Regions from separate parts of the Homo sapiens genome. Here all the other regions are linked to region 1. Evidence: chromatin loops called from intact Hi-C (ENCODE). Cell type or tissue: Caco-2. All regions are shown on one strand. Links, peaks and the distances in the headings refer to the core of each region. The heading gives the core; the rest is flanking DNA.

Evidence for each region. A loop is a pair of places that touch in the nucleus more often than their neighbours do. Peaks named below come from ENCODE experiments on the same cell type or tissue, not always from the same donor. Only the 100,000 strongest peaks of a DNase experiment are listed, where the experiment ranks them.
Region 2: it touches region 1 in a loop (6-fold over the local background); 1 of 110 quality-filtered maps calls a loop at or near these places.
Region 3: it touches region 1 in a loop (1.8-fold over the local background); 1 of 110 quality-filtered maps calls a loop at or near these places.

What each region holds. Positions count from the first base shown.
Region 1 is chr1:50,417,811-50,429,019 of GRCh38, reverse strand. It overlaps DMRTA2 (DMRT like family A2), which reads left to right and starts at 5,577. Exons shown (of 3, transcript NM_032110.3): 1 at 5,577-5,904; 2 at 7,476-8,042; 3 at 9,286-11,209. The coding sequence starts at 7,484. The coding sequence ends at 10,355. LOC105378714 (a long non-coding RNA gene) reads right to left here and starts at 5,474. Exons shown (of 3, transcript XR_947325.3): 1 at 5,123-5,474; 2 at 4,419-4,582; 3 at 4,148-4,180. RefSeq lists enhancers at 584-1,576, 1,577-2,570, 7,282-7,781, 9,017-9,966, 9,967-10,917 and a silencer at 4,395-4,454. In Caco-2, for the core only: no CTCF peak of the experiment used is centred there; DNase peaks (open chromatin) are centred at 5,209, 5,509 and 5,829; H3K4me3 peaks cover 2,373 bases.
Region 2 is chr1:50,363,127-50,374,335 of GRCh38, reverse strand. No RefSeq gene overlaps it. Among named protein-coding and RNA genes, the nearest start is that of LINC02808, 48 kb to the right of the region's middle. In Caco-2, for the core only: a CTCF peak has its summit at 5,674 (motif pointing left); no DNase peak of the experiment used is centred there.
Region 3 is chr1:50,542,114-50,547,113 of GRCh38, reverse strand. The region is part of intron 13 of FAF1 (Fas associated factor 1); the gene reads left to right. Among named protein-coding and RNA genes, the nearest start is that of FAF1-AS1, 100 kb to the right of the region's middle. In Caco-2, for the core only: no CTCF peak of the experiment used is centred there; no DNase peak of the experiment used is centred there.

The DNA of each region.
Region 1 (11,209 bases), core at 2,763-7,762:
CAATATTTATTAGAGCAAAAACTGGAAACAAACAAAATACCTATTAACAGGGAAATGGCTAAAGAAAGAGGGATCCATGCAATGGAACATTAAACAATCATTTAAAAGGTTATGTAGATAGATTAATATTAAAATCCTTATATTTGTAAACAAAAACCAAGTACTGTAAAGTATATTTTTGTCAGTGTAGGTAAACAGGAAAAAAAATTAGCAAAATTCACCAAATATATTTTGCTGAATTTTCTAAAATGTTTTATAAGACTTTTATTCTATCAGAACAAGCAATAACAGTGTTTCCTTTTGGGAAACCTAACCTCTCACATCAGAGGTCCCTTTCTTGGGGAAGTTTCCCCTCATTCTCCTTCCCCCATTCCCAAGATTAGACTTCTCACTGTGAGGTCATTGATAGGTGACTGTGTCCCCAGTTGGCTAACAAGTTCTGTAAGGGCCCATTATGGTTGATTTGTCTCGGATCCGTAGAGCTTGGCACATACTAGATGCTCAACAAATGCTGTTACATAAACGAATTAATAAGTGAATGAATGAATGACTCCTACTTTCATGTTTCTGTGAATGATTAGTGAACTGAATGGAATCGAACCAAATGGAAGCCCCTAGGTCTGATCCTACCCACTCGGAACGGAAGGTGAGGAGAAAAAAACCTAAGAGTGGGAGTTGGATCTGGATTTCTGTCTTTTTCGAAGTTCGGCAGCACTCTGGCCCCAGGCAAGTTATGTCGCCTTGTTGAACTTTGGCTACCTCGTGTCTGAAATGTGGAACATCGCATCTTCCCCCAAGGACTGCGTGCCAAGCAAGAGAGCACACACCGAGTGTTTATCAGAGTGGCTGTACTCAGTAGACGCTCACAAATAGAAACAAATAGTGGGGCGGTGAACACCGCTCTCCATGCGTTTGTCTCAGGCTTAGATGCTCCCAACCAGAAAATCGTGAGAAGCCTGGCGACACTGGGCAGACGCCTCCCTTCCGCCTGCCCGGAAGACGCGAGGGCTTGATCCAAAGGAGGGCTGCAGCCGCTGGGACTCCGCCTCGGGGGCTCCTGCCGCTCAATCAGCACCAGTGCCCTCGCTCCTCCACCTTCAGTTGGTTGTTCTGCCCGGCCTTTAGGTCCGGGGTCCGGATAGAAGCTGAGCACCAGCGGGTTCCCGGCCAACGGGTGTGGAGGGGTGCATTGGGCCAGGAGCCGATTCGCAGCGCCCGCTGCGCCTGCACTGTGCAGACAGACCTGGCTTTGGATGAGGGTACTCCCGGGTTTGATTTTTGCACTGTTACTCACTAATTGTGATAATGTGGAACAAGTCATCTCACCTCTCCGAGTCTGTTTTCTCACCTGACAAGTGGAATAATCGGACCTGCCTCGCAGAGAATGGTGCGACTTCAGTAAGCAACTGTAGGGAAATCGCTGGGCTCCTGGCCCTTAGCTGGAAGAGCGCCTGAGAAACCCGGCGCCACCACAGGAGTACTTTCTGGCTCCGAAATTATGCCCGGTCCCAGGTCGTGGCATAGATCCGTGGCTATGACCACGGAAAATGACCATTTTAGCGGTGTCAGAGGACGGGGACAGGAAACCAAGCTGCGCGTCTCCCTGTCCACAGAGGGTGTGCGCGGCTGAGGGTCTTCATCAGCATGACTCATGAGTTGATCTGGAGGAAAATGTCGCTACGTGTCTGTGTGTACACGTGCGTGTGTTCACATAGGAACAGGAGAGTCTGTGGTTGTGCGGGAAAACGCGTGTAGGGCAACCCGTGGAGATTCCTTCTCCCAAAGGCACTTTCCCCCTTTCCTCTGCGCCCCATTCCCGGGCGGAGAGTATCAGCCAAACTAACGGAATCCGGCGCGGCCAGGGAAGGGGTGGGTGCGGGAGGGGCCATTCCGTCCCGGAGCCACCGGTTTGGGGATAATTACTTTTAATGTCAGAAAGATTTAGTTTAATATCATCTCTATTAGGCTGCCGGGAGGGTAATTAAACGGGACGCGTCGCAGCCGGCAAACAGATGGCGTCTGCTTGCTCCGAGGCCGCGGGCAAACAGCGCAAAAGTCAATGCCTCCCGGGTCCCCCATCGGCGCCCCTGGCTCTTTTACTCAGAGCTACACTACTCACCCTCGGCCCCCTTCCCCACGCCGCGTCTCCAGCCGGCTCTGCGCCCTAGGCCCTCAACCCCGGCCTCACCCCAACGCAGTCCCTTTGGACGCCACCAGTTCCTGGGCGTGGGCGTGGGGGATGGGGCCGGGGGCGAATAGGGATGGGGTGGATTTTCTTGGCTGGGCCCTCTCACCCGGGCCCCCAGCCCCTGGCACAGCAGAGGCGTCAGCAAATGATTCTGAGCTAAGAGTACGCGTGTGGATGTGTGAGGAAGACCCTCTGCTCTCAGCCGCCTCATTTGTCCCGGAGGGTTTTGGCTTTTTCTGCCCGGGGCCCAACTGTAGAAGTAAGACTGGAGCTCCGCGCATAAACCAGGGCATACCTGCGTAAGAATGTGCTCCTGTCGGCGTGTGCTATCACCGAGGTGGAAATCTGTGGGAGTCTGGGAATGTCACACACCAAGTGGATGGCCCAGGATGGGGACATGCTTATAAGAACACTGTGAGGTCAAACTCACTGAAGGGGTCCCCTTGAGCCGGAGGGTAGCATCAGAGTTGAGCCTGGGCCCGGTGGTGCTCTCTGAATGCTGGCGTGAGAGTGTGTCCCAAACTTTGCAGAGAGTGGTCACACGCACGTGGGAGGGGGTGTGTCCAAGTGTGAAGCTACACTCAGGTTGGGAAGGGGGTAGACCCTGCTGCCTCAACCTGGGCGTGCTCTACTAGTGCTGGTGGCTCAGTTGGGCCATGCCCTTGCTTTCCCCTCCGACCAACCCAATCCAAATCAGGAGGAACTGGCCCTGGAGCGGCCTGGGAAGCTGGGCAGAGGATATCCTGCCCTGTCGAAGTGTGGGTGAGATGACCTTGGGTTTATTTGCCCTCCCTCCATAACGGGTTTATTTTGCCTCCCTCCATAACACATTCACTCACATGAACACCCTAACCTCCGGGGAGTGGGAGAAAAGGCTGTGGGTCTCAGACCTGTGGGGATGTGAATGCCAGAAAAGAGGAGCGAGAGAAGAGTGAGATGCCGCCACTAGGGGTTGGGCGGATTCCCTCTGGTTGGGCTGTGTTAGATGCCAGGATGCTCCTCCTCCCACTCCTGAGAAAATGAAGTTCCTCACGCATCTGCTGGGCCGCCTCGGGTTCCCGAGTCCTCGTGGCTACACCCTTGGCTTCTGCGGGATCCCCGGTCCGGAGTGGGGAAATCTCACGGTGACCTGGCCTCAAGCGAGAAGGATACCTGGGCCACCGCCCCCTCAAAAGCTAGGCAGATTTGTATAGTTTATTTCGTTTTCGGTTTAATAGAATTTCCCGAAAACTTTGTCCAAAGGAGCTCTGGGAGCAGGCGCCTGGCGGCCCCTGCGCGGAATCCGGCGGTTGTCGGCGCTCTTCCCCCGACCCCATGGCTCACCTACCCAGGTGCAGCCGGGGCTAGACATACTTGGCCTCGGAACCTCCAGGTGTTGGAAGGTGGGGTCTGGGTCCTGCGCTCCTAGAGGACATATTATCCCTGAAGCACTCCCTTATCCTCACTTCACGCGGGAGACCCTCGCGGGGGCTGACACCCTTCTCTCTCCTAAACCCATTCACAGACTCCAGCAAGTGGCATTTTCTGGGAGCGAGTAACCAGCTTTTTATCGCTATCATAGACCTTGTCCGTGTCGGAGCGCCCTCGCGCCGGGGCCTGGTGAACTTTCTGGAAGCTCTCCGCCCGGTCCTCCAGCGAATCACCCCCACCCACTCCTCCCTCCAGCCTCAGCCTCCCGGTGGGCATCTTCCAGGGCTCTTCCGGGGCGCCAGGTTCTGCGGTCTTCGGGTGGGGGCCCGTTAGTCGCACCGTCCTTCCCCCACCCCCATTCCTGGGCTCAGAAGCTGATAGACTGACAAGACGCGGCCCAGTAGTCGTGCCAGGCGGAATGGGCTGCGTCCTGAGGCCGCGACGACCCGGGCCGAGTCTGCGCGCCCAGATTCCCGCCGGCCTGGAGGTTCGAAAGAGCAACGCAGAGACGCACGGTCAAGAGTGGAGGGAGAACGACAGGAACGCTCATTTTCCTCATTATTTAAACGAATTTTCTTTATTCTGAAGGAGAGAGAGAAAAGTAGAGAACAAAAACGAGAGTGACAGAACATTAGAAATTAGAGGGAAAAACAGAATTAGAGGGAAAAACAGAACTTTAGAAATTAGAGGGGAAAAGACACAGAGATAAAATCAGAGCTACAGAAACCGAGGGCGACTCGCCCGAGGGCCGCGGCATTAATTCCAGATGTTTGAAAGGCAACAGCCTTTCAAAAAGGAAACAAAATCTGAAACCTGTTACCTCTTCTGCAGAACGAGCTGTTCCTCAGGGCCGTGACATCAAGACAAGACGAGAATAAGGCGAAAGTTAAAACTGAAAACTGTCCGAGGGGGCCTCCCAGCAGTGACTTTGTCTCTTGCCGGGAAGGTCGGACAGACCGATGCGCGTCCTGAGTTTAAGAGAATCTGCGGAGACACAGAGGCCACTTTTTACTTTCGTTTAGAAAAGAAAAAAAAAGGGGGGGGGGCTATTTGTTCATTTGCAATAACGACAAAAAGAATCCCACCACCACGGAAAAGAAATCGAGATGCTGAAAAGTGAGGAAAAGAGAGCTCAAAAGGGGCTGAGGGACGCGAAAAGAGGGGCGGGGAGAGGAAAGGCTCAGGGCGCGAGGGACGTGGCGGGCACCGACAGGAAGTGCAATCTCATTTCTCTTCGCTGAGCTTCTCTTTAAACACGAAAATCTTCATAAACCACACTTACCCTCCAGGATGACTATCGTATCAGGACTTTTAAAATAAAGTAACTGAGCTTTAAGGAGACAGGAGGAAAAAACCAAAGCAGCCCCCAACTACCCCAAACTCGTCGGATTTGGGAGCGCGCCGAAACATAGCAGGAAGAAGGCAGGAAAAATCGTCCTGGCATTTATGCCTTGAACACCCTCCCTTCCCCACCCCCGCACCCTTGTCCCGCCCCTACCCCGACCGCAGTAATTGAATTGTCACCTGCCCCCCATCCCGCCTCAGGGCTCCAGAGCCACTTGGGAAGCTCGGCTTTGCCAAGCGCCCCAGGCCAGTAAGAGCGGTGCAGCCGAGCCGGCGCCCCAGAAGCCGAGAGGTTACACAAGTCTACGCAGAGAGGCGCACCGGACACGGTAATTAGGAGCAATTCACACGCTCTCGGGCGCACGGAAACTACTTGTCAGGAAATTTTCAACGCTCCTCCTCGCCCACTTTTTTCCACTCCTTTCCTGGCGCGCCCCCTCCCCTCCCAGAGGCACGCAGTGGAGCTTTTGGAGTTTCGAATCTTTCGGACACTGCAGAATGCGGGGCTCCCCGGGCGCGGGCCCGGCCAATCAGAGCGCCGTCTGCCTCCCCTGGCCAATGGCAGGCGCCACATTGTTGTCCAATTCTGTCTAATGGAGCCCTAAGGACCAACAATAGAGCGGGCGAGCGGCTCATTGAGAGTCTGGCAGCGCCGGGCAACTGGGCCCCGGCTGCGCGCAGCGTCCGGCGCGCACCGCGAGGGGACCCGGCACGGCGAGAGTCAGGTCGCGGGTTCCAACCACGCGGCCCGCAGACGAGCCTCCGACCCGGATTTCTGAAGGGAGGGTTGGACTGCGCTGCGTTCTGAGGGGTCCGGAAGTTCGGACATGGTGACTGAAGGAGGGTGACGTGGTCAGATAAGGGGCCGGGGGCAAAGGGAAGCGGCCAAGAGCTCCAGCGTCGCCAGTGGAGCCGGGAGGCGCGTGCAGCGCCAGCGGAGGAGGAGGATCCCGGAGCCCAAGGCAGGTAGTTGAGGGCCGCAGGGAGAGCAGTGGGTGGAGACCTGGTCTGCGGCCCCTGTTGAGGAGGCCTGGGCCCCGTGGGCCTTAGGGACGCCCGAAGGGTCTGGGAGAGGAGGCAACGCTCATAGAGAGGAGGTCTGGGACTCTCGGACGGAGACACAAGGACTCTGTCGCGGGCTCTGGCAGGGACGGGGAACGCGGGAAGCAGAGGAGACCGCGGCAGAAGCGGGGAGCTGGGCCTGCTTGGGCCTTATGGGGCTGCGGCGTGGGAGGGACTCTGGTGTCCGTTTATGGCCAGTTGCGAAGGCGACTCCCCTGGCTTGGTGCGGCCTGCTGGGCCATCCGTGTCCTAGGACCCCAACTCTGAGATCAGAACGCAGGAGCCTGCGCTCGAGAGGGGTCCCCTGGGACCCCAAGACGGGGAGGGCGTGTCTGACGACTCTGTCCCTAAACCCGGAGGGGAGGGGAGGGCAGTGTGAGGTGGTCTTCGAGAAAGATCCCCCTCCCGAAATGCCTAACTTTTCGCAGGATACGTCTTCCGCCCCGACTACTACTCCAGACTGCGAAGCTAAAAAACTGCACCACAGGTTTTACCCAATCCCCTCCCCCAGCATTTGCCTGTGGGGTTTTTTCTTACACATTCCCCTCTCCCAGGCGCGGCCCCTGGATCCCGGACACCCAGATCAGCTGCTTTTCACTGTTTTCCTTGCCCATGAAGCTCATCTTTGGGCTGGGTTTGCCTATACAGAAAGTTTCTTTGGCCGAATTTTTCTCTTTAATACTTCCCAGTCCTAAGCTAAATTCCACATACATTTTGTCTCTCACTCTCTGGAGGCCCTCACCGTGGAACTTTTGGCGCTCACATTTTTACGGGTCCCAGAGCCACTGGGCCTAACTTTGCCCAAGTTGTTTCCTCGTCCTCACTCTGCTTCCTAAAGCTATTCTTTCTGTTGTTGATTTTTCTCTCCAAAGCTTCTGCCCCAAACTGCATTAAAAATAAACAAACAAAAAGAAACAAAACTCCGGCCCAACCGGCCTTCACATCTGCGCCTTCACATCTCTCTCCTCTTCACCCTTCCACCAAACTGACCGTTTTGCTCCGGGTTTTCCTGTTTTGCCCTTGGCATCAGCCTAACTTCTGGGCCAAAACTGTCGCTCTAATCCCAGTCCCGTCAAACGAGCATTTCTCTCACCCGTCTCACCCCAATTAGGCTAAGCTTTGGGGTATCATCTTAACTTTTCCAAATTCTCATTACAGCCATCTGAATCAGTGACTTTCACACTTTACATGTCTCTTTATTTTTTCCAGCGGAATCACTAATTCAGACAAAATCTTACCCCTAGCGTGTATATCAGGTCTAAGAGCAGCCATGGCCAGACTGGGGTGAAGGTGCTAGGGCTCACAAGGAGGTTCCGACTGCACCTCCTCCCAGCAATTCTGGCCCCTCTAGCCCAGCCTCCGCGGCCCAAATTTCCCTCTCCAGCTTGGGTTCCTCAAGGCGGCGCTTTGGCCTAGCGCGCGGTGTGCTCCTCACCAGGTCTCTCCCCTCTCCCACCTTCTTTCCCGTCAGGTCCTGTCATGGAGCTGCGCTCGGAGCTGCCCAGCGTGCCCGGCGCGGCGACGGCGGCGGCGGCAACAGCGACGGGGCCGCCTGTGGCGTCGGTGGCGTCGGTGGCGGCAGCCGCGGCGGCCGCTGCATCGCTACCGGTGAGCGTGGCAGGCGGCTTGCTGCGGGGGCCGCCACTGTTGCTGCGGGCAGCCGAGAAGTACCCGCGGACCCCCAAGTGCGCGCGCTGTCGCAACCATGGCGTGGTGTCGGCCCTCAAGGGCCACAAACGCTACTGTCGCTGGAAGGACTGCCTGTGCGCCAAGTGCACGCTCATCGCGGAGCGCCAGCGTGTCATGGCGGCGCAGGTGGCGCTGCGCAGGCAGCAGGCGCAGGAGGAGAACGAGGCGCGCGAGCTGCAGCTGCTCTACGGCACTGCCGAGGGGCTGGCGCTGGCCGCCGCCAACGGCATCATCCCCCCGAGGCCCGCCTACGAGGTCTTCGGTTCAGTGTGCGCCGCCGACGGCGGGGGACCTGGAGCGGGAGCGCCCGCGGGGACCGGAGGCGGAGCAGCTGGCGCAGGGGGCTCAGGTGAGAGCGCGGCCAGGCCGCAGGTAGGGGCAGCAGGATCGTAGCTCTGGGGCACGGGGCCCAGGGGCTTGTCTCGGTTCAGAAAGAGTAGAACCCCCGTGTCCAGTCGCCGCGACTGCTAGGGTTCACCGCTCGCCCAGCCTCGGGTATGGAGCGTGGGTACAGAAACTCTCCTTTCTCCCGCTTCTGGAGCATTTGCACTTTACCCCTTTCTCCTGCATCGGGCCGAAATGTACACGCTTTAATTTTTTTACTCGCCTCTACCCAAACGCAGGCAGGTCCCTGCTTCTTTGCTTCGTCTTCTCCCCAGGTGGAAACCTGCGCATCTTCGTTCGCTCTGCGCTTCTCCACAGGCCCTTTCCCTCTGCTCCTTCCCAACTCCCTTAAGGAATCCCCCCCCCTTTAACTGACACCCTAGGTTTTGAGACGCCCTAGGTTCTGAGACGCCCTAGTTTCTTTTCCCCTTCTCGCGTTCCTAACGCCCTCTGGACAACCGCTTGCTGCGCCCTCCCTCCTTCTAGTTTCTTCCGCACCCTCCCTGGTTTCTCAGGTCTGCTTTCCTATGTCTTTTCCTCTTCGCTTCCTACTGCCTGCCTAGCACCACCCTCTTTTTCTGGACCCCCGTGGCTTTTTGTGGGGAGGGAAGAAATTAGGCCAGAGCCGTTGAGGGAAAGGAGGGATCCGCTCTAAACTTGGGAGGGAAGAACTTCTCAGGTCTCAATTTTGGAAAGGGTGGATTAGAAACAGGGGCTGTACTTCTGCCTGTAGAGAAGCTTGGGACCTCCTAGATAACCAAGGCGCCTTTCCTTACAGGCTGCACTGCCAGGGCAGGCATTTTCTATACAGTGGGCTCTTCTGTACAGCGTGGTTAGGCAGAAGTTATGTTGTCTCTTGTTTGAACCCTGGACCTGGCCACTTCTCCACGGCAGGGCAGGACTGGAAGGGCAGTTAAGGGTGGAGGTGTTGGGGCACAGACGTGGGGAAAGCAGCACTGAACATCGAGTTTACAGGGCACAGGTAGTTGGGGTTCTGAGGAGTACAGAAAGAGAGGGAGCCCTGGGGTCAGGGCTGTAGGGGCTCAGAGCGGAAGGAATGCTAGAGCAAAAAGAAAGAGGGGCACTGGAGCCTAGTGAATAAGGGCTGTGGGGCTGAGGGAGAGGAAACTGAGATCCAAAGGGCCGAGGTGCTGTGACTGCTGTCTTCTAGCTAACCGCTCCTCACGACACGTTTTCTCCCCTCCCAGAGGCCAAGTTGCAGAAGTTTGACCTGTTTCCTAAGACGCTGCTGCAGGCAGGCCGCCCGGGCAGCCCGCTGCCGCCGCCGGTGAAGCCCTTATCACCCGACGGCGCAGACTCGGGGCCCGGGACGTCGTCCCCAGAGGTGCGGCCCGGCTCAGGCTCGGAGAACGGCGATGGCGAGTCCTTTTCTGGTTCGCCCCTAGCTCGGGCCTCCAAAGAGGCAGGTGGCAGCTGCCCAGGCAGCGCTGGCCCTGGCGGCGGCGGCGAGGAGGACAGCCCGGGCTCCGCTAGCCCTCTGGGCTCTGAATCCGGTTCAGAGGCTGACAAAGAAGAGGGTGAGGCCGCGCCGGCGCCAGGGCTGGGCGGAGGCTCGGGTCCACGGCAGCGGACGCCGCTGGATATCTTGACACGCGTGTTCCCAGGCCACCGGCGAGGCGTCCTGGAGCTGGTGTTGCAGGGCTGCGGCGGCGACGTGGTGCAGGCCATCGAGCAGGTGCTGAACCACCACCGTGGGGGCCTGGCGGCCGGCCTGGGCCCTGCGGCGCCCCCAGATAAGGCCGCCGTGGGTGCTGCAGCAGCTGCAGACGACGCGTGGCCCAGCCGCGTCGACGCCGCCGCCGCCGCCGCCGCCGCCGCCGGGGGGCCTGGGCTGCCTGCGCCGCTGCAGGCGGGGCCCGCCGCACCTCCGCACCACAGACCCTTGCTGGCCGGCGCCATGGCGCCTGGGGCGCTGGGCTCGCTGAGCAGCCGCTCGGCCTTCTCGCCGCTGCAGCCCAACGCCAGTCACTTCGGTGCCGACGCGGGCGCCTACCCGCTGGGCGCGCCGCTCGGCCTCAGCCCCCTGCGCCTGGCCTACTCCGCGGCGGCGGCGCACAGCCGCGGTCTGGCCTTCATGGCGCCCTACTCCACTGCCGGCTTGGTGCCCACGCTCGGCTTCCGCCCACCCATGGACTACGCCTTTAGCGATCTCATGCGTGACCGCTCGGCCGCCGCTGCTGCGGCGGTGCACAAGGAGCCGACCTACGGCGGCGGCCTGTACGGGCCTATGGTCAACGGCGCTCCGGAGAAGCAGTAGGGCGAGGGGCCTGGCAGCCGGCCGGTCCCCAAACAGGAACCCCAGCCCTGTTCCCGCGGGCCATCGACCCCTCTTCGCCCAGCGCTCTCTCTGCGCCCTGGCTGGGCGTCTTCTCACTCTAAGGTGGTTTTTGGGTTTTGTTTAGGAGGGTGGGTGGGGAAGGCTGAGCAAAGGGGGAGCAGCTACAGACAGGTGCAGGTGTTCTCGGAGGGGGTGCGCGGCCTGGGTCCTCATCTCCTACCTCCGGATCCCTCTTCCAGCCTCACCCGGCCCCCTTTCCAAAAGGCTGGGAATTCATGAGAATTCAGAGGCTGCGACAGCAGCGCAGGCTCCTGCGGCTCCTTAGCTGTGCTCATCCGGCTCTCAGTGGATGGCAGGATAATCCGAGAGTCTTTTCTGTGTCTCCCCAGCCCTCACTTTTAAAAAATTTAAATATTCGCTCTAACAAATATAAATTTAGGATGTATAAATCTCTTGGCACTGAGTCTTTGGGACACACATATATATCGATACAATTGTAAAAAAAAAAAAAGGAAACAAGTTTTAAGGTGCACTTTCCTCGTTGCGGTATTTGTCGCTCTCTTTGTTGCTTATGCCGATAAGCATGGGTTTCCTTGGTGCAGTGTGTTTTTATATATGTATAAATCTATATATAATCTATACATATATATATACAAGCCAGTGTATAATGTTATAAAATGGAATTCTAAGTTATTAATTGTAATCTGTAGGTGACCTCGGTATTAACGTGAAAAACATTCAAAACAAGCAAAAAAAGGGACAAAATGGAAAAAAATTAGACTATGCGCGCATTGTACTTATCAGGTTTAGAGATTAAATATATTGGAAACTCG
Region 2 (11,209 bases), core at 3,359-8,358, 55 kb after region 1:
GTCCTGGACTTTATTTTTGGCAGCTTTTAAATTGCCATTTCAATCTCACTGCTTGTTATTAATCTGTTCAGAGTTTCAATTTCTTCTTAGTTTAATCTAGGAGGGTTGTATATTTCCAGGAATTTATCCATCTCCTCTAGGTTTTCTAAAGGTGTTCATAGTAGCCTTGAATGATCTTTTGTATTTCTGCGGTATCGGTTGTAAATGTTTCCCATTTCATTTCTAATTGTGCTTATTTGGATCTTCTTCTTTTCTTGGTTAATCTTGCTAATAGCCTACACATTTTATTTATCTTTTCAAAGAACCAGCTTTTTGTTTCATTTATCTTTGTATTTGGTTTGTTTCAATTTTATTTAGTTCTGCTCTGATCTTGGTTATTTCCTTTTTTCTGCTGGGTTTGGGTTTGTTCTTGCTTCTCTAGCTCCTTGAGATGTGATCTTAGATTATCTATTTGTCACACCTTTCTATCTTTCTATTGCAGTTTCCTTTACCTAGAATGCTTTTTCCTTTCTATGTCTTGCAAATACCTTTTTGTCTTTCAAGACCCAGCTCAGGTGACGCCTCCTCCAGGGAGTCCTCTTGGCCTGCCAGGCTGAGTTAGTTCCTCTTTGGTGCTGCCACATTCTCTGTGTTCTCTATGGGAACACTGACTTTGACTTTCTGGTATTCTGTTTGACTGTTTAAGTATTCATGCATGTGCCAGGAATGCTTGAATAGGTACTCAGTGGATATTTGCCAGGTGAATGAAGAATCAACTCACTCATTTTAGTTCCTACTCATTGCTAGCTTGTGCTATTTCTCCACTTTTTTTTTTTTTTTTAACATTTCTAAGTTTATTCAGGACCATGTTGTTGGCTTCTAGGGGAAAGCAGTCTCTGTTTTCTTGAAAGTTGGTTTTTCCTGGATTAGAAGCTTCAGGAGGGCAGGAAAATTAGTGCACCCTCTCATCAATATATCCCAGCCTCTAGCCCAGGCCTGGCATGAAGTGGAGCTAGACACACATAGCTGAATAAATGGATGAATAATGAGTACTCTTTATGATGTGCTTATTAATTGTGCTGTGTTCTGTGGATGGGGAGATGAATATGGCAAACAGGCCATGTTTCTGTCCTCCAATTTGGTTTTCTCCAGAAGCCTACCTTGAGAGAAGGGCTCATGTGCAAATAGCTTATTCGACAGGGGATCCCAGGAAGCACTTCTCCAGGAGAGAGGGAAAAGAGACAGGGCAGGTAGTGAGCCAACAGAGGGTATGGTACAGAAACAAGTTGCCACTGTGAGTAGCTGGAGCTTCACCCTGCGGGGGGACTGTGAGCACTCCAGTGTAGAACTCATGCCTTAGAATGATTCCACCTGAGGGGTGAGGGAGCTGATGTATTGATACACCAACTTTTGTCAATCCGTGGTTAAGGGATGGCCCATGGGTAGGAAGAAGGGGCTCTGGTAGCCAGAGGAAGCTCTTAGGTAAAGTAACATAGATGATCGAAGTTGGAAGGTGAGTAGACAGGCTGAGGAATGGTAAATAAGGACAAGGGGATATGGGTGGGGTATGGACAGGGTCATCCAGTGAGTGAGAGTCTCATGAACATGCCATTGTTGTACAGCCATGCTCCAGATGAAAATTCCTACAGGGGCAAGGCAGATAATGTAAATGAGAGAAGTGCTTGGGGTGACAGCAGGTTCCTCTTGAAAAGTTGCACACAACTCTCCCCTTTGCCACTTTCTCTTACTCTGACAGAAAGTTACTACTAGTTTCCAGGGGGATAAGTTTGGGATATTTCTTTAACACTTTCCTGCCATTGCAGTTGTTGGACCCCTTGTGGAAGGGACTGTGATAAGTGGAGAATATATGCCCGGTGCAAATGGGACTGAGGAGGCTGCTTCTCAGCGTCAGCAGCTACGCAAGAATCTGAGATGCAGGATATGGGGCCAAATCCAATTTTTTAAAAGAGAAGTGGTAATCTGGATATTTATTTGAAATTTCCTTATTTTAAATGTATTGAGTTGAGGGTGGGTGTCACGGATCATGCCTGTAACCCCAGCACTTTGGAAAGCTGAAATGGGAGGATGTCTTGAGGCCAAGAGTTTGAGACCAGCCTGGGCAACATAGGGAGACACATCATCACTTAAAGAAAAAAAGTATTGAGTTGAATACTTTCCCTCCGAAATTTATGTCTCCCTGGAACCTCAGAATATGACTTTATTTGAAAATAGTTTTTTTGCAGATGTGAGATGGAGTCATAGGGATTAGGGTGGGTCTTAATCCAATGTGTCTTTATCTAAGAAGAGAAAGCAAGAACAGAGACACAGAGGGAAGATGACCATGTGAAGACAGAGACAGAGATTGGAGTGATGCTGCCACCGCTGAGGAATGCCAAGTATTGCTGGCATCTACCAGAAGCTAGAAGAAGCAAGAAAGCATTTTCCCCTAGAGCCGTTGGCAGGAGCATACCTAACCGACACCTTGATTTCAGGCTCCTAGTCTCTAGAACTGTGAGAGGATAAATTTCTGTTACTTTAAGTCAGCCAGTTATGTTAGGCAGCTCTAGGCAACAGTTGGTAGTGACTTGTTTTTAAAAGCTGTGTGATGGCCTTCATAGTGAAGGAAAACACTACACATCTGAAGGCTGGCTGTGGTCCCTGAGTGGCCAGTGCACAACCTGTGGTGTACAGAGGGCAGGGGGCTCCAAGGAGGGAGCCCCTAATGGTGCCTGGGGCAAGCATGGAAGACTTCCCAGAGCAGGTGGACTGGAGGAATGTAGTCTTGAGTGTTCCCTGGGCTGACTGGAGGAAGGTGGACCCAAGGGAGTTTTGGAGAGCAGAGTTGACAGGACATGAAGGTTGATTGGCCACGGGGATGAGAACAAGAGAAGCACTGGGTCTGGCAGAGTTTTTGGGCTTGGTTGGCTGAGGGCATGGAGATGGCAAAGTCTGAGGAGGGGAGAAGGAAGTCAGCTCATTTGTTGACACTTTGGGTCAAAGGTTTCTGTGGGACATGCAAGTGGAGATGGAGAGGAGGCAGCTGGGCATGTGAGTCTGTGCTCAGGTGAAAGATTTGGGCTGAAGACAGAGATTTCAGGAATTGTCAGCAGGGAAAAAGAGGAGTCTACTGAGGAGTCAAAGGAGATGTGGGCAGAGAGATAGGAGGAAAACCTGGAGCGCTGGCATCAAAGGAGCATGGGAGGTTTTTAAGGAGGGAGGGTTGACACTGCTTCAGGCTGCTAAAGGGCTGCTTTGGTAAATAGAGAGGTTTCCTTTCATTGCTTGTTTGGAAAATTCACTAAGCCTCTTCAGAGAGGGTGAGAAACTTTCAAGAGGCGACAAGGGGCCTTTGTTTCAGAGGAGTAGGGTGGAGGTGGAAGCCAGGGGAGAGGAGAAGAGCATTTGGGCAGGAGGGGAGAAAGCGAAGACTGTGGCGGCGATCTGCTGGCGTGTGGAGCCAGCTTCACTTCTGGTGGGAAGCTGCCAGGAGAGAGGAACTGGTGGATGAAGAGGTGCATGGGCAGAGAGTAGCTTTGGGCCAGAGAAAGGACTCTGCTTTTCAGAGGGGCAGAAGGACAGGGGCAAGGATTGTGGAGGTTGCTGGCCACTGTTGAAAAGAAAGCTGCTAGGGGTTGTTTTGGGGCCACAGTTGGCTCTGTGAATCAGTCTGGGGTCACCCGCTAAGAGTGAGTGAGGGCCAAGGAAGGAGGGGATGCATCAGGAGAGAGGACCATACGGTCACCAGTGGACACAGCAGGGGCTGACCCAGGGCTCCTTGAAGGAGGTCCCGAAGCTCACTCTCCTTTGAAGTGTTCACCGTCCCATGCACACATTCTTCTTGAGGTACATGGTTGAGAGGTGCAAAGGCATTGTTCCCAAGTTATTGTTGTTAGCTGAAAAGGCCAACCTGTATTGGGACGTTGCATCCCTGTGAGGGACTCCAATGCTACGAAGCATGGCAGCAGATCTGATTTAACGCAGCAGGGCTGATTGAATATCTGCTGTGTCTCAGGCACTGGAACACCAATAATTTCTGTCACTCTATGAAATAACCCAGTGAGAATATTATCATTCTCCTTTTCCAGATAACAGAACTCCCTGCTTGGAGAATCCTGTGTGCCAGGCTGACCCTTTGCATTAATCGCATCATTTCATCTTCTCACCCTGCCTTGTTGAGGAAGAGAGGATCATTATTATTCTCGTTTTGCAGATGAAGAGGTTGCGGCAGAGGAGGATGTTTAAGTACTTGACCTAGGGGCACCCAGCTGCAATTGGAGGTCAGGCTTTGGAGACCAGGTGCAGCCTTCCTCCCATAGCAACATGCTCCCTCTCCTGGTGACATCTGTTTGGCATGCTCACTATCCAGATATTTGTCCCTGACAGGCCAGAAATTGGGCGTGTGAGACATGAGCAGGACCGGATCCTCTTCTCTTTGTCCACAACAGGGATGGTGAGCACGTCCAACAGACCTCCCACCTGCTCTTCGCTCTGACCTTTCATTCCCAAGAGTAAGCTGCTTGAGAGCAAAACATGGTGTCAGCCCTGGGCCTGGCATCAGGCTGCACTCAGCAGGTAAATGTGGCACATATTTTAGCAATTGGGATGAACAGGCACTTTCTGTCCCGTGCTGAGGTAGAGGGTGAGGTGGAAAGGGTCAAATGACCTGATTTTGAATCCTGGCCCTCGTATTGCATGGCTGTAGGTCCCTGTGCTGTCATGCAATCTTACTGGGCTTCAGTTCCCCATCTGAAATATGGGGGAAGATTTTTTCAACAGCACTCCACAAACCTGGAAACCAAGGGTCCTCCTCCATGTAGGGATTCAACAATATCATTATCACCATCGTCATCACCATCATCATCATCACCATCATCATCATCATCATAATCACCATCATCATTGCCACCACCATTATCACCATCACCATCACCATCATAACTGTCATCATTATCACCACCATCATCATCATCATCACCACCATCTTCATTGTCACCATCATCATCACCACCACCATCACCATCATCATCACCACCACCATCATCATCATCACCATCATCATCACCAACATCATTATACCATCACCATCATCGCCATCATCATCATTATCACTACCATCATCATCATCACCACCACCATCACCACCACCACCATCACCCCCACCATTACCATCATCATCATCACCATCATCACCATCACCATCATCACTATCATCATTATACCACCATCATCATCATCATCACCACCACCACCATCATCATCATCATCGTTGGCGTTTGTTGAATGTTAGCCATGTGCCAGGTGCTGTTCTGGAGCTTTACACGTGTTATCTCATTTCATCCTCACAACCTTGTGAGGTAGATAAGAAAAGCAAGGCACAGAGAAGTTAAATAACCCTGCCAGTAGGTGCTGGTGCCCATGCTGTGACTGAAGGCTGGCCACGCCACCTCCCATCCTGTTTCTTCAACTATGAAACGAGCTCCTGTACTCCATGACACAGTGAGTGCCCAGCACCTTGCACATAGTAACTGTCCATATGTGCGGGATCACTACGTTAGTAGTGCTTCCTCCCTTTATCGCCCCGAGTCTGTCTCCCGCGCCCTTCTTTTTTCTGCCATCTCTTTTTAGTGTATTTTCTGTCCCTTTATATTCTCTCCCAGTCTCCTACCTTCTCCCACCCCATTCCCAAGACCCTCTCGGTTTTCTCTGCCTGTCCTCTGCTGCCCCCGTGTGGTATAATATAGAAAGTCAGTTCCTCGCGTGCCCCACTTTATCCCGGCCGCCGCGCACCTGGGTTTAACGCTGGAGGTGAGCGCTGGTAGATACAGGTGTGGACCGCCCTATGCATCCATGGGGCCGGGGCTGTGGGTTTGGCGCCGAGCCCCTGACTTGACTCACTCTCTGGATTTATTTTTACCTTGTTCTTGGTGCGGGGGACAGAGGCCTGGCTGCAGCCTCAGTTCCGAGTTAACAGCGGGTACTGACGTGCTCTTTCCTGAGCCTCAGCGCCAAAGGAGGGCTTTGGCCTGGGTGCAGGACCTCCTTTTTTGCCTCTAGAATTCAGCGAGATTTGAACTCTCAAGCCTTGTGCAGTTGACCCTACAGACGCCTCCCCTCATATGGTAACCGAGGGTTAAAATGCGTTCACAGAGGATTGTATTCACCTTCATGTCACAATGCCAATGAAAGACAGCCTTGGGATGTGAGCCCAATCTTCAAGTTCTTTCACATCACCCAGCCGCTTTTCAGAGCTTAATTATCCTCCCGTCAGAAGCCTGATGAACATCCTATTTCTAAACTGTTTTATATGGTTTCACAACATTTAGTTCTTTTATGTGCTTAAATATATTTTAAAATTGCACAAGCAATGCATGTCATTGTAGAAGATTAGAAAACATAGCAAAGGACTTCCAGTTGATGATGACAGGTTGGACATGTGGTTTTTCCTGAAACTCTACTAAAATGACAGCAAAGAGATTTTATTAAAATATTCAAACCCACAAGGACAAAGAGAACAACAGCGAAGACAGTAGCATTAAAATCTTCTTCTAGCTGTATTAAGGTATAATTGACAAAAATTGTATATATTTAAGGTGTACAACATGATGTTTTGATATAGGCATACATTGTGAAATGATTCCACAACCAAGCTAATTAACGTATCTGTCACCTCATACAGTTACCTTTTTTTTTTTTTTCTTTTTTGGTGTAGTGAGAATACTTAAGTCTTACCCTCCTAGCAAATTTCAAGCAGCATTTTGGAAGCTGGAGCAGAGAGCAACATTTGACGCAACAGACCTCAGAAAGCTGCATCTTACACCCTAACAGGTCTACATGAGCAACTGGGTTTACACTGGGAACCCCCAGAATACTCAGGCACTTCTAGAAGTAGGTTAGGCTAAAAACAGAAAGTAGTTAGAGCCCTTGATTCTTCTTCCTGCAGTCAGATGACACTCTCCCCCTATAATCCAGAAGACTAGAGGTTTATTTAGAGAGGATAAAACAGAGGGTCTGTGGCCTGGGAGGGGAGGTGCTTGGGAGTGGGAACCCTGTACTGAACACAGATTAGGTGAATGTTTATGTCCTGCATGTTCAGCACAGCACCCTTTTGCTGCCTCACTGGGCTCCTAGCACCTCCTTCCAGGCAGGAGACTGGAAGATGGTACTGAGTTGGTGTGGGGAGACACCCAATGAAATGGCCCAGTCAGAACACCCCGACTCCAGGGCTGCCTACTGTCAACAAACCAGACCCATGTGCACACAGTACCTGACCAGCTTTTAAATTTTCTCTTTTAAAAAATTTTTCTCCCTAAATTTCAGACAGGGAAAAAATTATAAGAATTCCTATCTACTTTTCACACCAGATTCCCCTAATATGTGCATTTTAAAAAATATAAGGATGCCCCTTTATCCCTTTACATGCTTTTAAACTTTGAAATGGGTTTTAGGCTGGGCGCTGTGGCTTATGCCTGTAATCCCAGTACTTTGGGAGGTCAAGATAGGAGGATGGTTTGAGCTGAGAGTTCAAGACCAGCCTGGGCAACATGGTGAAACCCCTTCCCTACAAAAAAAAAAAAAAAATTAGCCAGGTGTGGAGATGGGCACCTGGAGTCCCAGCTACTTGGGAGGCTGAGGTGGGAGGATTGCTTGATTCCAGGAGGCAGAGGTTGCTGTGAGGCAAGATCATGCTACTTGCACTTCAGCCTGGATGACAGAGTCAGACTCTGTTAAAGAAAGAGAAAAGAAAGAAAGAAAGAAAGAAAGAAAGAAAGAAAGAAAGAAAGAAAGAAAGAAAGAAAGAAAGAAAGAAAGGGAGAAGGAAAGAGAGAGAAAGAAAGATGGAGGGAAGGGAAGCGAAGGGAAGGGAAGGAGGGAGGGAGGGAGGAAGGAAGGAAGGAGAAGGGAAGGGAAGGGAAAGAAGGAAGGAAGGAAGGGACTTTGATTCAGGGCTATTATTTTATGTAACGAACTTATTTAGGTTTTGCCAACTGTGCCTATAATGTCCTTTAGAGCAGAAAAATTCCAGATTTTGTACTGCATTTAGTTGTCATGTCTCTTTAGCCTCTTTTAATCTGTAGCAGTTCCTTAGTTTTTCTTTGCCTTCATGACATTAACATTTTTTTCAAGAGTATAGGACACGTATTTTGCAGGATGTCTCTCAGTTTGAATTTGTTTAATGTTTCCTACAAGCTACATTTAGGTCGTGCACTGTTGGCAGGAACATCACAGAAGTGATGCTGTGTTTTTCTCAGTGCATCATATCAGGAGGCACATGGTATCTATTACTGTTGCTGGTGATGTTAACTTTAATCACATGTTTAAGGAGGTGCCTGCCAGGTTTCTCCAGTGTAGTTATTGTTTTTCATTTTGTAATTAATAAGCACCTATCTCTTACTAGTTTTAGCATCACTGATGATTCTTGCTTGAATCAATTGTTATAATGATGCTATCTGGTGGTAATTTTCTAATTCCACTATTTTTTCTATATTTATCAGTTTGTTTTCAACTATCAGGAAGAGCTTTCCCTTGTGTAGTGAATTCTTAGAAATTATGTTGCCCTGCATTTTTTTTTTTTTTTTTGAGACAGAGTCTCTCTCACCCAGGCTGGAGTGCAGTGATGTGATCTTGGCTCACTGCAACCTCCACCTGCTGGGTTCAAGCAATTCTCCTGCCTCAGCCTCCCAAGTAGCTGGAATTACAGGCATGTGCCTGTAATTTTTGTTGGTTTATTTGCTTTTTAGAATGTGAGGTTTTCATTTATTCACTTATTTATTTATTTACTTTTTAAAATTTTATTTTAAGTTCTAGAATACATGTGCAGAACGTGCAGGTTTGTTACATAGGTAAACGTGTGACATGGTGATTTGCTGCACCTACCAACCCATCACCTAGGTATTAAGCCCCACATGCATTAGCTATTTGTCCTGATGCTCTCCCTCCCCTCGCCTCACTGAGAGGCCCCAGTGTGTGTTGTGTCCTTCCCTGTGTCTCTGTGTTCTCATTGTTCAACTCTCACTCACGAGTGAGAACACGTGGTGTTTGGTTTTCTGCTCCTGTATTAGTTTGCTGAGGATGATGGCGTCTAGCTTCATCCATGTCCCTGCAAAGGACATGATCTCATCCCTTTTTGGCTGCATAGTATTCCATGGTGTATATGTGCCTTATCCAGTCTATCATTGATGGGCATTTGGTTCCATGTCTTTGCTATTGTGAATAGTGCTGCAATAAACATACGTGTGCATGTATCTTTATAACAGAATGATATATATTCCTTTGGGTATATGTCCAGTAATGGGGTTGCTGGGTCAAATGGTATTTCTGGTTCTAGATCCTTGAGGAATCACCACACTGTCTTCCACAATGGTTGAACTAATTTACATTCCCACCAACAGTGTAAAAGTGTTCCTATTTCTCCACAGACTTGCCGGCATATGTTGTTTCTTGACTTTTTAATAATTACCATTCTGACTAGCAGGGGATGATATTTCATTGTGGTTTTGATTTGAATTTCTCTAATGATCAGTGATGTTGAGCTTTTTAAAATACGTTTGTTGGCTGCATAAATGTCTTCTTTTGAGAAGTGTCTTTTCATGTCCTTTGCCCACTTTTTGAAGGGATTGCTTTTCTTTTTTCTTCTAAATTTGTTTAAGTTCATTGTAAATTCTGGATATTAGACCTTTGTCAGATGGGTAGATTGCAAAAATTTTCTCCCATTTTGTAGGTTGCCTGTGCACTCTGATGATAGTTTCTTTTGCTGTGCAGAAGCTGTTTAGTTTAATTAGATCCCATTTGTTAATTTTAGCTTTTGTTGCAATTGTTTTTGGTGATTTCATCATAAAGTCTTTGCCCATGCTTATGTACTGAATAGTATTATCTAGATTTTCTTCTAGAGTTTTTACAGTTTTGAGTTTTACATTTAAGTCTTTAATCCATCTTGAGTTAATTTTTGTATAAGGTGTAAGGAAGGGATCCAATTTGTTTTCTGCATATGGCTAGCCAGTTTTCTCAGCACCATTTATTAAATAGGTAATCCTTTTCAATTGCTGATTTTTGTCAGGTTTGTCGAAGATCAGGTAGTTGTAGATGTGTGGTCTTATTTCTGAGGTCTCTATTCTGTTTCATTGGTCTATGTGTCTGTTTTGGTACCAGTACCGTGTTGTTTTGGTTACTGTAGCCTTATAGTATAGTTTGAAGTCAGGTAGTGTGATGCCTCCAGTTTTGTTCTTTTTGCTTAGGATTGTCTTGGCTATATGGGCCCTTTTTTGGTTCCATATGAATTTTAAAGTAGTTTTTTCTAATTCTGTGAAGAGTGTCAGTGGTAGTTTGATGGGAATAGCATTGAATCTGTAAATTACTTTGGGCAGTATGTTTATTTCCATGACATTGATTCTTCCTATCCATGAGAATGAAATGTTTTTTCATTTGTTTGTGTCCTCTATTATTTCCTTGAGTAGTGGTTTGTAGTTCTCCTTGAAGAGGTCCTTCACATCCCTTGTTAGCTGTATTCCTAGGTGGCATTTTATTCTCTTTGTAGCAATTGTGAATGGGAGTTCATTCATGATTTGGCTCTCTGCTTGTCTATTGTTGGTGTATAGGAATGCTTGTGATTTTTGCACCTTGATTTCGTATCCTGAGAATTTGCTGAAGTTGCTTATCAGCTTAAGGAGCTTTTGAGCTGAGACTATGGGGTTTTCTAGATATAGAATCATGTCATCTGCAAACAGGGACAATTTGACTTCCTCTCTTCCTATTTGAATACCCTTTATTTCTTTCTCTTGCCTGATTGCCCTGGACAGAACTTGCAATACTATGTTGAATAGGACTTGTGAGAGACAGCATCCTTATCTTGTGCTGGTTTTCAAAGGGAATGCTTCCAGCTTTTGCCCATTCAGTATGATATTTGTTGTGGGTTTGTCAAAAATAGCTCTTATTACTTTGAGACATGTTCCATCAATACCTAGTTTATTGAGAGTTTTTAACATGAAGGGATGTTGAATTTTATCAAAGGCCTTTTCTGCATCTATTGAGATAATCATGTGGTTTTTGTCATTGGTTCTGTTTATATAATGGATTGCATTTATTGATTTGCATATGTTGAACCAGAGTTGCATCCCAGGGATGAAGCTGACTTGATCATTGTGGATAAGCTTTTTGATGTGCTGCTGGATTCAGTTTTCCAGTTTTTATTGAGGATTTTCTTATCAATGTTCATCAGGGATATTGGCCTGAAGTC
Region 3 (5,000 bases), core at 1-5,000, 120 kb before region 1:
CAAGACCAGCCTGAGCAATGCAGTGAAACCCATCTCTACAAAAAAAAAAATACGAAAATTATCCAGGCATGGTGGCGCTTACCTGTAGTCCCAGCTACTCCAATGGCTGAGGTAGGAGGATCACTGGAGCCCGTGAGGCGGAGGTTGCAGTGAGCCAATATCACACCACTGCAAAAAAGATAGATTTGAACAGAAGACTCATATAAAATAGAAAAATATGTTTAACACTGTTAAAGGTTTGGGATTACATGCAGTTTTTCTTCATGTAAGGGACTTGCTCTTTTACCAGTTTTATGATTGGCTAACACATTCACATTAATCAAAATTCAAAGGCATAAAAAGGTATGTAATAAAAAGTCTCCTTCTTAAACCCATATCTATGTGACCCTCCCCAGAGGCAACATTCTTATTTATCCATCCAGAGGTTATTTTGTATATAAACAAATTAATGGCCGGGCGCGGTATCTCATGCCTGTGATCTCAGCACTTTGGGAGGCTGAGGCAGGAGGATCACAAGGCCAGGAGTTCGAGACCAACCTGACCAACATGGTGAAACCCCATCTCTACTAAAAATACAAAAATTAGCCAGGTGTGGTGGCGCGTGCCTGTAATCCCAGCTACTCAGGTAGCTGAGGCAGGAGAATCGCTTGAACCCAGGTGGCAAAGGTTGCAGTGAGCTGAGATTGCACCACCGCACTCCAGCCTAGACGACAGAGTGAGACTCTGTCTCAAAAACAAACAAAAAAAGAAACCAAATTAATATGTATTTATTTTTCCCCAGTTTTACACAAATGGTAAACACAATTTAATACCTTCCTTTTATCACTAACATTACTTCATAAAGATATTCCATATCAGTTAATAAAGAAATCTATTTAATGGCTACATAGTATCTCTTTAAATTCCATAATATACTATAATTTTATTTAACCAAGATTGATTGATTTAGACACAGGGTCTCACTCTGTTGCCCAGGCTGGAGTGCAGTGTCATGATCATGGCTCACTGTAACTTCAAATTCCTGGCCTCAAGCGATCCTTCTGCCCCAGCCTCCCAAGTAGCTGGGACTATAGGCATATGCCACCTTGCCAACTAATTTTTTTATTTTTTGTAGAGGCAGGTCTCACTTTGTTATCCAGGTTGGTCTTCAACTCCTGGGCTTAAGCAATTTCCTCCCCCCACCTTGGCCTCCCAAAGTGCTGGGATTACTGGTGTGAGCTACTGCATCCAGTAATTGATGGGTTACACCCAGTATTCTGCTGTTACAAACATCCAGTAATTAACTGTGTGTACATAGGTGATTTCCACATGAAAATATATCTATAGACTAAATGCTTGTTTAAGAGTATGTGTGATTTATAATTTTTATTGGCAAATTGCCCATGAAGGAATTGTATCAGTTTCACTTATACTAACAGTGTATAGTAGTGACTTTTTCCTGGTTTTCCTGTAACCTTGCCAAAGCCAGTTTTTTTTCTTTACTAATCTGACAGGTGAAAAATGTTTTTTTTTTCTTTTTTCTTTTTTTTTAAAATATAGCTTTAGGTGGGCATGGTGGCTCACACCTGTATAATCCCAGCACTTTGGGAGGCCAAGGCAGGTGGATCACTTGAGATCAGGAGTTCAAGACCAGCCTGGCCAACATGGTGCAACCCCATCTCTACTAAAAATACAAAAATTAGCCAGGCATGGTGGCACATACCTATAATCTCAGCTACTTGGGAGGCTGAGGCAGGAGAATCACTCGGGAGGCGGAGGTTGCAGTAAGCCAAGATGGCATCACTGCACTCCAGCCTGGGTGACAGAGCAAGACTCCATCTCGAATATATATATATATGTAGCTATAATTAGGAGCAAATTCAATATGTGTAATTTTGCATATCTTTTTAACATGCTTATGTGCTATTACTATTTCCATTTCTAGAAACTTTATTTTTTGTTGATCTTTTACTTACTAGTTTGTAAGAATTCTATATATAATGAGTAAATTAGCCTCTTTTTTGTGGTTTGGAATTCAGAAAATTTCCCCGTTTGTTATTTATCTTTTGGCCTAGTTATGGTGTTTTTGTTTTTGTTTTTTTCTGTGGTGTGTGTGTGTGTTTTACCATGTAAGTTTAATAAAACTCATCAATTTTTGTCTTTTATGCTTCACTCTGCTCCAACTATAGTAACCTCCTTGTTACCTTTCAAATATGCTAGATACTTTCCAACTTCAATGTCTTTTATTTCCTGTTCTCTACACCTGAAATTCTCTTCCCTGAGATAAATATTTCATTTCCTCCTTCACCTCTTTTGAGTCTTTGATCAAATGTCAGCGTTTCATTGAGACTTTCCCTGACCACTCTATTTTATATTACAACCTCCCCTTCCCTGCTTTGTTTTCCCTCCATCACATGGAGCTCACAGACTTTTGAGATATTTATTAGTATTTTTTTCAGATCAGATTGGAGTTTACCCATACAAATGAAGCAAGTGGGAATTAATATTTTTAAAGTGGTTGACTCAGGAGACTAGACACTTGGTCCAGTGAAGCTATCATTGCCCAAAATATTTTTATGATGATTTCTTTTAAGAACTGCCTTCAGAGACAGATTAAAGTCTTACAAAGAGAGTCCTGTGTCCAGAAAGCAATGTGTCTCAAAGTGTGGCCATTAATCACTTGCATCAAAATTACCTGGGGTGGGGTTGGAGACGTATTAAAAAGGCTGTTTCCTGACTCAAATCTATTGAATCACCTTCTCTGTGGGAATGGGGCTGAGGAACTTGCCTTTTAAATAAATTCCCTAGGTGATTTATAGGCCACTAAAGGTTTAGGATCACTGCCTTTACCTTAGTTTCCCCTAGCTTAGTCATATACTCTGTTTTCCTAACTTAGTTTAGTTTAAACCAAAGATTTAGGATTATGCTATGGTTTGAGCATCCCCACCGAAACTCATATGGGAACCTTAATTCTTAGTGTGGAAATGTTGGGAGGTGCAACCTTTAAGAGGTGGAGCCTAATGGGAGATGCCTGGGTCATGGACCCACCATGTCCTTGACTGTTCTCATGGTAGTGGGTTCTCCCTCTTGTTCTCATTAAGCTAGTTTAGCAATCCCAGGAATGGATTTCTTCCCAGGAGAGCAAGTTGTTATAAAGGGAGGATGCCCTTTCCACATGGATCCACTTCCCCCTTGACCTTTCGCCATATTATGATTAAATATAAATGTATTTAAAAGAAAATAGTGATTTTAGTTTTGTATCCAGTTGTAAATGTTTAAAATTTTGTGGTATTGTACAAATGCAGCATCTATAATGTATTGTCTTATTTTCTAAATATTGATACCTGCCCATTCATTTTCTGAATGGAAAAAAAAAAACAGTGACAGTGTTGGTTTAGTCAACAAATCTTTGCTAATGTATCTTCCTGTGCAAAATAAAGTCTCATAGAGCTGGCCTGTAGCTATAAACTATCATTTTTAATCCTAAAAGAAATGATGATAAAAGTGTTAAATATTATTATGCATTTAATAATAGTAAAATAGCGACCAATTTTAAGGGCCTACCATATTTTAGGCACAAGTCCAAGTGTTTTCTGTATCTTAACTTATTTCATCCTTACAAGAAGACAAGTGTTTTAAAGGTAAGTGTTATTTCCACTTTATACCTGAGGCTCTTTTAAACTCATGGGAATCACACTGAAATATGTAGTAATCAGGAACCCTTAAATAGAGTAGTTGACAGTTTTGTGCCCTCTATTTTTTATCAAATATTCTTCCTTTTACAGCACCTGGTATACGGTAGGTAGGCAGTGAGCATTTGTGGAATTTCATCTCCCTTCCCCTAAATTGCTAGGTTCCATTTAATATATATTTTATGTTAGAGTATAGCTTGGTGAAAGCCAGTGACTTAGGTAATTATGACTTAAGTTGAAAGAAATTAAACAATATCCTGTTTTGAATTTAAACAAGATTACTTTTTGCCATATCTGATTTATTAGTAATCCTGGTTTCCGTTAACAAGATAGAAATATCTATGCTTCAGCAATGAAAAATTTTACAAGTGATTAATACATGCTAACCATCAGATATTCTGTTTATATTTCTCTCCAAACTTTAGATTAAAACCATTTCATCTTATCTTACCAGTTTTCTAATAGCAAGAACTGGAAAATATAAAAGTATATCTGACTTATGATTAACTATTTCATTTCACTCATTGCCTCAACCCTTCCTTCATCCTTCTCTCCCTTCTTCCCTTGTATCATTCCCTTAGTGAGGGCATTTATTGTCTTTTCAAATTTGTAATTTTAGCATTTGGCCTTGGGTTGATTTGGCAACTCGTTAGTCCCCTCCTCAAATGTTCTATGATGGGCAGGCTGTTCAATTTATTCAGAAATTGTATTATTTAAAAACAGAGCCATTTCCCTTTGTTGTAGAGTGGTTTGCCCTTGCTTCCCCACTTTGGGTTTGAGATTGCAGGAATTTACTTATGGAAACCATTTATCACTTTATGACATCTAACTCTGATGAATGCCATGTGCAGTTGGGTTGACAACTTTGGCCCTGCCACTGGATGCACTGGTACACTTTTATCTCTTCAAAAGGAAGAAAATACCACAATTATGAGAACCATGCATTTTATCTTTAAATGACTGGTTTTTCCCCATCTATTTTCCTTCTAATGTTTTGAACTGAATTTTTTGCTGCTGGTAGTGTTATAAATGGTAGCCCTGTGCATAAATGATCTTGGGAGGAAGAAGCAGAGTCTCCTAGCCATGAGAAAGATTTGACATCTGTACTGTGAAGTACCACCTTCTTGTTAATTATAATGGAATGAATTGACAAGTAGGAATTTTTACAATTTCATACTGTCCATCAGCCCTACAGGCTCTTGATGATTGCAATTTGAAAATCTCAAACATAATTCATATTTTAGGAAGATTGATCAGATTAATTAAAATTTTAAGTCTCTCTTTGATTAGAACAAATTGTTGGTTAAGGCTACCATAAAGTGTCAGCTG